Linked DNA regions of Homo sapiens: region 2 is linked to region 1. A link is an interaction called in ENCODE POLR2A ChIA-PET data of the cell type or tissue named here. Cell type or tissue: MCF 10A. All regions are shown on one strand. Links, peaks and the distances in the headings refer to the core of each region. The heading gives the core; the rest is flanking DNA.

Evidence for each region. Peaks named below come from ENCODE experiments on the same cell type or tissue, not always from the same donor. Only the 100,000 strongest peaks of a DNase experiment are listed, where the experiment ranks them.
Region 2: POLR2A ChIA-PET joins it to region 1 with 10 read pairs; 5 of 35 experiments call an interaction of 5 or more read pairs at or near these places.

Annotation. Positions count from the first base shown.
Region 1 is chr1:52,663,845-52,668,171 of GRCh38, forward strand. It overlaps a transcript of SHISAL2A not described here. Among named protein-coding and RNA genes, the nearest start is that of COA7, 32 kb to the right of the region's middle. RefSeq lists a silencer at 2,493-2,787. In MCF 10A, for the core only: a CTCF peak has its summit at 2,677 (motif pointing left); DNase peaks (open chromatin) are centred at 2,007 and 2,677.
Region 2 is chr1:52,479,242-52,483,640 of GRCh38, forward strand. TUT4 (terminal uridylyl transferase 4) reads right to left here. Exons shown (of 30, transcript NM_001009881.3): 10 at 2,563-2,682; 11 at 2,182-2,394. Among named protein-coding and RNA genes, the nearest start is that of TUT4, 72 kb to the right of the region's middle. RefSeq lists a silencer at 1-122. In MCF 10A, for the core only: no CTCF peak of the experiment used is centred there; no DNase peak of the experiment used is centred there.

The sequences.
Region 1 (4,327 bases), core at 328-4,327:
GACTTAAATCTATTCTTGGATATGTTGTTTAAGTCCTTTGTGAACTGAAAATAGTGCTGGATGATAAAACCTGCCAAAAAGCTATCGCAGAATGTACCAACCCTGATTATGCTGATGCAACAATGATAGTCATATTTTTGAGCATTGCAATATGCCAAAATGCATTCTGAAAAACCATACTTGACCGTGCAGAATTTACACAACAGAGAATTTGAACACATTATACCAAATAGAAGTGTTTATATAACTACAGAAGACAAAGGTATCGAAACCTTGGCATATGGAAAATAGAATTTGTCCTGCAAGACCAGCCCATTTTATTTATTTATTTTTTAATTTTAATTTTTATTCTTTTTTTTTTTTTGAGACATAATCTCGCTCTGTCGCCCAGGCTGGAGTGCAGTGGCGCGATCTCCGCTCGCTGCAAGCTCTGCCTCTCGGGTTCACGCCATTCTCCTGCCTCAGCCTCTCGAATAGCTGGGACTACAGGCGCCGGCCACCACGCCCAGCTAATTTTTTTTTTTTTTTGAAACCGAGTTTTGCTCTTGTTGCCCAGGCTGGAGTGCAGTGGCGCAATCTTGGCTCACCGCAACCTCCACCTCCCGGGTTCAAGCGATTCTCCTGCCTCAGCCTCCCGAGTAGCTGAGATTACAGGCGTGTGCCACCATGCCCGGCTAATTTTTTTGTATTTTTAGTAGAGACGGGGTTTCTCCATGTTGGTCAGGCTGGTCTCAAACTCCCGACCTCAGGTGATCTGCCCGCCTTGGCCTCCCAAAGTTGTTGGGATTGCAGGCGTGAGCCACCGCGCTCGGCCCTGATTTTTTGTATTTTTTAGGAGAGACGGGGTTTCACTGTGTTGGCCAGGATGGTCTCCATCTCCTGACCTCGTGATCCGCCTGCCTCGGCCTCCCAAAGTGCTGGGATTACAGGCATGAGCCGCTGCACCCCGGCTATTTTTATTCTAAGACAGGATCTTGCTCTGTGCCCAGTCTGGAGTGCAGTGGTGCAATCATGGCTCACTGCAGTCTTGACCTCCCTGGCATAAGTGATCCTCCTGCCTCAGCCTTCTGAGTAGTTGGGACTACAGGCGCACACCACCACGCCTAGCTAATTTTTGTATTTTTAGTAGAGACGAGGTTTTGCCAAGTTGCCCAGGCTGGTCTCGAACTCCCAGGCTCAAGCAATCCGCCAGCCAGCCCATTTTGATCTGCACAATACTTAAGCTGAAGGTATAATACCACCCACCCCTATGCGATGTCTGTACAGATGTGAAAGGACTTTGGAAGTTGTGATGTGCTCGACAGATGTTATTTATTGTTACTAAATGAAAGTTGGGGAAAGATCTCCTAGATTTCTTCCCAAGGGGCTCCAATTGTCAGACTGTTCAATTCTGAAATTTTCTATTGTTAACATATGTGGTGCTAAAGGTCTGTAATTGTGGAATCTTGAGCCTGATTCTAATCCTGTGAAACCAGAATCCTGTGAATCTGACATTCTGTAACTCTATCCAAGTGGGAGGTCAAGGTCTGAAGGCCAGGGCAGGGTGGGGACAGAGGTCAGCAGGAGGATCCCACTCCCCTAGGGAGGAGCAGTTGTCCCCGATGTCTTCTACCTGGGCTCACCCTTGGAGCTACAGCCTCATTATCATTCAGACTTATCATGAGCTCATCACCCTTCCTCCAACCAGCCCTCCCTGGGGCCTCATTGTATGCATTATCCATATTCATTACACATTTTTCTTCCATTAAGTCGAATTAAGCCACTTTGCCAACACTGCAGGAACCAAAATCTCCCTCAATAAGTATGGGCCCTATTGGGGCCCAGAGGAGGCCCTAAGTTAGGACAAATCTACCCATCCCCACCTCCCTCCCATCCTTCTTCTCAAGCACCATCCCCCCCCACTTCCCTGTACCCCAGATCACATGGAAGCTGCAGAAGCACTCCTTTCTGCAAGTTCTGGTACATGGTGTTCCCTCCCTGATGGCCTCACAGGCAGCTGCTGACTCACCCCAGGTTGCTAATGCATCAGGTAGCCATGTATTCCGATGGAGCTGCTTCATAAAATGTAGCAGCGTGTGCATGTGTGAGCTCACATGTGTGAACATGACCAGAGCACCGGCCCTGGGCTGTGGACTTGAGACCTGGATTCTAGGCCACCACTATTTACAGGGTTACCTTGAGCTAATGCCTTCCTCTCTGTCTCAAGAGAATATCCCAGCCCTTCTGGCCTCACTAGGTTGTTTGGATACTTACGAAGAAATGTGTTAATAATACATTGTTCTACAATGTGTTATGAAGTAAAGTGATATCTAAATGCAGTGTACCGGCTGGGAGCGGTGGCTCACGCCTGTAATCCTAACACTTTGGACGACTGAGACGGGGGGATCACTTGAGGTCCGGAGTTCAAGACCAGCCTGGACAACATGATGAAACCGTGCCTCTACTAAAAGTACAAAAATTAGCTGGGCGTGGTGGCAGGCGCCTGTAGTCCCAGCTACTTGGGAGGCTGAGGCAGGAGAATCACTTGAACCCAGGAGGCGGAGGTTGCAGTGAGCCAAGATTGCGCCGCTGCACTCCAGCCTGGGCAACAGAGTGAGATTCTGTCTCAAATTAATTAATTAATTAATTAAATGCAGTGTACCACCAAGATGTCCATGTCCAGCCCCATAGCACCACCTGCTGTGTGACCTTAGGCAGATCATTTTACTTCTCTGAACTTTTGTTTCTGTGCACACGCGCGTGTGTGTGTGTGTGTGTCTATAGTTTTTTGAGTGCTTACTATATGCTGAGCATTGTGTCTGGCATGTTATGGGGTTTACGCTGTACCAGTCAAGATTCTCAGTTGTAAACAAATTCTCAGAGGTAGTTGCCAGAAACTACCTCTGGCAAAATTAAGCAAAAAGGGTCTTTACTGGAAAGCTATTGGATGTCTCACTGAAATGACAGGGAGACCACAAAGCTAGATGAGAATCAAGGGCAGCTGGGCACGGCCAAAGTCCTGCCATGGGAACTATGTGTTTAGGACAGACTCTGCCTCTAGCCACACAGATACTTGCTGATCACCACTGCACTGCTAGGCTCTTGCCCCATTGCAGCCACCTGAAGTAATCTCTGTCCTTGCCCCTCTGCTAACTGCCACCAGACTCAGCCCATGTAGGGCATTGACTTGGCCAATCACAAGCCCACAAGGGTCAGGAGGAGTTGCTGCCTCCTTCAGCTCCCACATAGCTTGGAATTCCTCCAGATAGGGAGTGTTTGGATGCTGGGTGGCCCAGAGCAATCAATGTCCACTATAGGCTTCACCAATTCTGAGTTTGGTAATATTACATTTTACAGGTGAAGAGACTGAGGCTCTGAAAGGTTTATATACTGGTTACCCAGCTAGTATGGGTACACGAACACCTACCTTGCAGGAATGGAAGAAGTAAATGGGCGTAGTTAGTCAGCACGAGTTCATTCCTCTTTTCCCCTCAGTAATAGCTCTTGCTGGGAATGTTTGCTCCGCCATGGGGAAGTCTTTCAAAGATTTGTTCACATTCTCTATGACCCTGCAGGTGGTTCCTAACTTCCTGGCAACAACCACAATTGTAATTCGTTCAAAGAGATTGACTGCTGTGGAGACAGATCATCACCATCACCATCACCATCACCATCACCACCACCACCATCATCATCATTGTCATCGTCATCATTATGTTGCTTTTAGCTCACTGGAGCCTCACAGAACCCTGTGAGGTAGGTATTACCTCAGTTTACCAAATGAGAAAACTGGGGCTCGGAGGGGGTTTCATGGCTGTCCCAGACTTACAAAGCAAGTCAGAACCAGAATCATATCTAAATCTTCTGTCTGCAGAATCCACTCTATCACGTGGCCTCTATTTCAAAGAAGCAGGCCAAAAACAGGACATACAGCATTTGACATAGACATGGACCATCAAGGCAGGGAGATCCTAGCCCCTTTGCATCCTTTCTGCTTTTTCACTGGTAGGAAAGTTGAGTTCTAGAGAGAAATGCCCTGCCCAACCTCACACAGTGCCATTGGTGAAGCCTCCATGGTTTGAATATAGTTCTCTTGCCACCCAGTTTAGTAAGCATTCCCCACACCATTATGGAGCTCATTTCAAAGTTGAAGTAACTGAGATGGTCACCCCGGGAGTAAATGGCCCACCCAGCTGTTGGGATGAGTACATAGCTAATGTGTGGGCCCAGAAGAAAGGCCATGGCAGCAGGGTGGCTGGGAGGTAGCAGGCTTTGCACGTCCAGAAAATTCTGTTCTCTCAAAATCAGGAAATGTCTCCACACTTTAAGATGCAGTTATCCTCTCCTG
Region 2 (4,399 bases), core at 211-4,210, 180 kb before region 1:
GGCTTGTTATCTAAATGAAATGAGGAACAACTGAAGCATTTGAGTGTGGCGAGAGGGAAGGGCATGATCTGGCTTAAGTTTTAGAAGAACTGTTCTGATTTTTAAGAACAGACCATAAGAGGAAAGGGTAGACACAGGGAAACCTGTTAGGAGGCTATAGTAGTATCCCAGGCCAGAGATGATGGTGGCTAGGACCAGGAAGGTAACAGTGGAGGTAGTGAGAGGTAATCAAATTCTGGATACATGTTGAAGTAGAGATGACAGGATTTCCTGACAAGACTTGATATAGGGTATGAAAGAGAAGTAAAGGATGACTCCAAGGTTAACCGAAAGGAACATCCTTTCAGTTAATTGAGCAACTGAAAGGATGCAGTGCAAACAATTAAGATGAAAAAACTAAGTGTGGAGCAAGTTTGAGGGGAGGATCAGGAATTCAGTTTAGACACATTAAGTTTAAGACATCTATTAGACGGCCGGGCGCGGAGGCTCACGCCTGTAATCCCAGCACTTTGGGAGGCTGAGGCGGGTGGATCACGAGATCAGGAGATTGAGACCATCCTGGCTAACACGGTGAAACCCCATCTCTACTAAAAATACAAAAAATTAGCCGGGCATGGTGGCCGGGCACCTGTAGTCCCAGCTACTTGGGAGGCTGAGGCAGGAGAATGGTGTGAACCTGGGAGGCAGAGGTTTCAGTGAACTGAGATCGTGCCACTGCACTCCAGCCTGGGCGACAGAGCGAGACTCCGTCTCAGGAAAAAAAAAAAAAAAAAAAAAAGACTATTAGATATCTAAGTAGAGACAATAAATGGGCAGTTGGTTATACAATTATGGTGGTCAGGAGAGAGGTCTGGCTGGAGATTTGAATTTGAGAGTGATCATCATACAGACAGTACTTAAAATCCACAGGATTAGATGGGATTACCAAGGGAATGTACATACACAAGAAAAAAGGGATCGTGAACTACAGCACTTCAACTTTAAGAGATTACAGAGGAAAAAAGAAACCAGCAAAGGAAACTGAGAAGGAATAACCAGACACGGGTCTGGTGTCCTGAAAGTCAAGTGAATAAAATTTTCAGAGAGGGAAGTAATTAACTGGCAAGTGTTGCTAATAAATCAAAAACAACAGAAACTGAGAAATGACCACGGGATTTAGTAATGTGGAGGTTACTGACATTGATGATACAAGTTTTGGCAAACTGATGGGGTGACATCAAAGCCTGATTAGTGTGAGTTAAGGGGAAACAGAGAAATCAAAAATAGTAAATACAGACATTTCTTTAAGAAGTTTCGCTGCAAAAGGGAGCAAAGGAATAGCTGGGAGGGGAAGTGATGTCAGATTTTTCTTACAGTGGGAGAAGTAAGAGCATGTTTGATTTTGTAGGGAATGAAAAATTGGCAATTTATGAGGGAATAATTGCTAGAGTGATATTCTGGAAAAGACAAGAAAGGATGAGACTGAATACGCAAGTGAAGAAAATGACTTTAGATAAGAACATGGCAAGTTCCCAGTGAAGTAATAAGCAAGCATTGGCTGAGAGTATTAGTGGTTTGAGGAGAGAGTATACAGTAGTACAGGAAAGTGGAAGAGTTGAATACAATAGTCAAGTATATCAGGAAACTACAAATAATTCAATATAGCTAGAGCAATGATTTCAGAAATGTTCAGATTTCTGTAATAATGCATCTGTCCATTTAGAAGACTACAAGCTTCTGAAGGACATAATCCATGTACCTTTGGTTCTCTAGCACTCAAGATAATGCCTGGCACATAGCAGGTCCTTAAAAATGAATGCTGAATGATCAAATAAGCAAAGCTACCCTCTCTTAGAGCACAGGGGCTTTATTTCTCCACCCAATTGGCAACAAAATTCCCATATGCTGAAGTCTGGTCAGAGCCCAACTCTTAAAGGAAATTTTCCTTGTCTAGATGAAAAATGACAGATTTATCTTGACATGATTCAAACAACACAAGTTTTCCAAAATAAGGCATAAATTCATTAGAGAATCTTGGTACTGAAAAACTAAACCAGATCAACCCCTCACTTTATAGATGAGGAAAATGAGGCCAAGAGGCTTGCTCAAGGTCAGTCAATCTACAATTAAAATAGCTTCAATCGAAGAATATCACAAATTCTACAGATAGAAAAGCCAAAAAACAAAAACAAAAAGGCTTACTTTGCCATGTTTTTCCTTCATGGCATTACTTTGGTTGTCTGTTTCTGTCTTCTTGGTATCATCTTTTGGTTGGTCTGCCTTAGCTTTGTTTTCCTCAGCAATTGAGTTTTTCTCAGTTGCACTACTTGAATTACATTCCCACTTCACAAACTTCTCTTCTACTATGCCCTTCAGCTGAAAGTCATCCATTCTTTTTGGGTCAAAGCCTTCAATCTATATAAAAAGGCATTCCAAATTGGTAGTGGAAAAATTATTTAAAAAAAAAAAAAAAGATGGACAAACAGACAAACCAGAATTCCAGCTTAAAATGTTTGAGCAGAGTTCTCTGCAAGAGCAAACTATATATATATATGCATATATATGTCACAAATTCATGCTTACCCAACTTCCAAGTAAGCAAGGAAGAAGAGGGGGTTTTCTCTGTTGTAGAAAAAACATCACCATTAAAGCAAAACAGTAAGAAGGGATTCCACCATCAGTTTGGGAGTCAATATAGCACAACTGCAAAATGAAGGGGAAAAAAGTACTACCATTTAGCTTTCTTAATTTTCATGATAAAAGTAGCTTGCTTTTTCCTACCCTAATCATTGTAAAAAGTTCAAATGACAATGAAAAATATAAGGAATAACTTGAAATATCATCACTCTAAAATAACCATTAAAATGTTGATGATCATTTTTTTCATTCTTTTTAAAATTCATACAAAGATACATATTTTTGTTAAAAGGAATAATATTACATGTAGTTATTTTACTGTGGACACATTTTAAAAATATTTTTTCATCTTGCCTCTACTTCTACTTCAATTAACAACCTTCTATGTCTTCTTCTAGGCCTTTTTCTATACTCATATACAAATACACATACATTTCTATTTCCTATATAGGTATAGGGAGAAGTTTAAGTTTTTCAACATTATTTTACCAAAATAGTATATTATAGACATCTCTCTGTATATTACTCTTCTCCCTTAACAATATATCAAGAAAGTCCCTTTAAGTCAGTTAGCAAGATCTAACACGTTATTTTATTTTTGAGACAGGGTCTTGCTCTGTAGCCCAGGGTGAAGTGCAGTGGCATGATCATGACTCACTGCAGGCTCAACCTCCCAGCCTCAAGTGATCCTTCCACATAGCTGGGACTACAGGCATGCACCACCATGCTCAGCTAATTTTTTTTATTTTGTAGACTATTTGTAGACAAATTTTACTTACGTTGCCCAGGCTGGTCTCGAACCCTTGGGCTCAAAAGATCTCCCCGCTCGGCCTCCCAAAGTTCTGGGTATTTATAGGCATGAGCCACCATGCCCAGCCAACACATTCTTTTAAATGCTTAAATTATAGTCTATGATATGGATGGTTACGTAACAGTTCCCCCATTCAAGAACATTCACATTTTGTTCCCAGTTTTTGCCACTTCAAATAATGCTGTAATGTTCATCCTTATACATGTTTCCTAAGTATTGGTGCTTATTTCTATGAGCTGTATGCCTAGGAATGTTTGTTAAATTAAAAAATGAGTGATATATTTTAATCTTAAAATATATTGTTAAGAATCGTTTTTCCAAAATCACTACAAAAATTCGTATTTTCCACTAGGAACCCAGGTGTGTTCACCCCTTCGAACACTAGGTATTATCCTGTGCATACACCCCTTCAAACACTAGGTATTATCACTTAAAAAATAATTTTCAATAATTTTCAATGGGATGGGTGAAATGTAGTATCTGATGGTTACTTTAATTTGCATGTCCTTGACCCTAAAGAGATTATGAAATTTGTGTATGTTTACTAACCATTTGGGATTTATTCTTTTCTAAATTGCCTATTAAATATTTTGCCAGTTTTTCTATTTTCATCCAATACATCAATTTATAAGAGTTTTAATTATAGATAATAACCCTTTACGTCTGATATATGCATTTGAAAGATGTTATTTTTCCCAATCTACTATTTTTCTTTTGATATTATTTATATCTTACCATATAAAATTTTTTATTTTCACTATGCTTTAGTTTAAATATGCTTATTTCAGACACTCAGCCCTCCATATCAATGGGTTCTGCATCTGCACATTCAATCAACTGCACACTGAAAATATTTTTTAGGCCGGGCACACTGGCTCATGCAAGTAATCCCAGCACTTTGGGAGGCAGAGTGGGTGGATGACTTAAGGTCAGGAGTTCGAGACCAGCCTGGCCAACATAGTGAAACCCTGT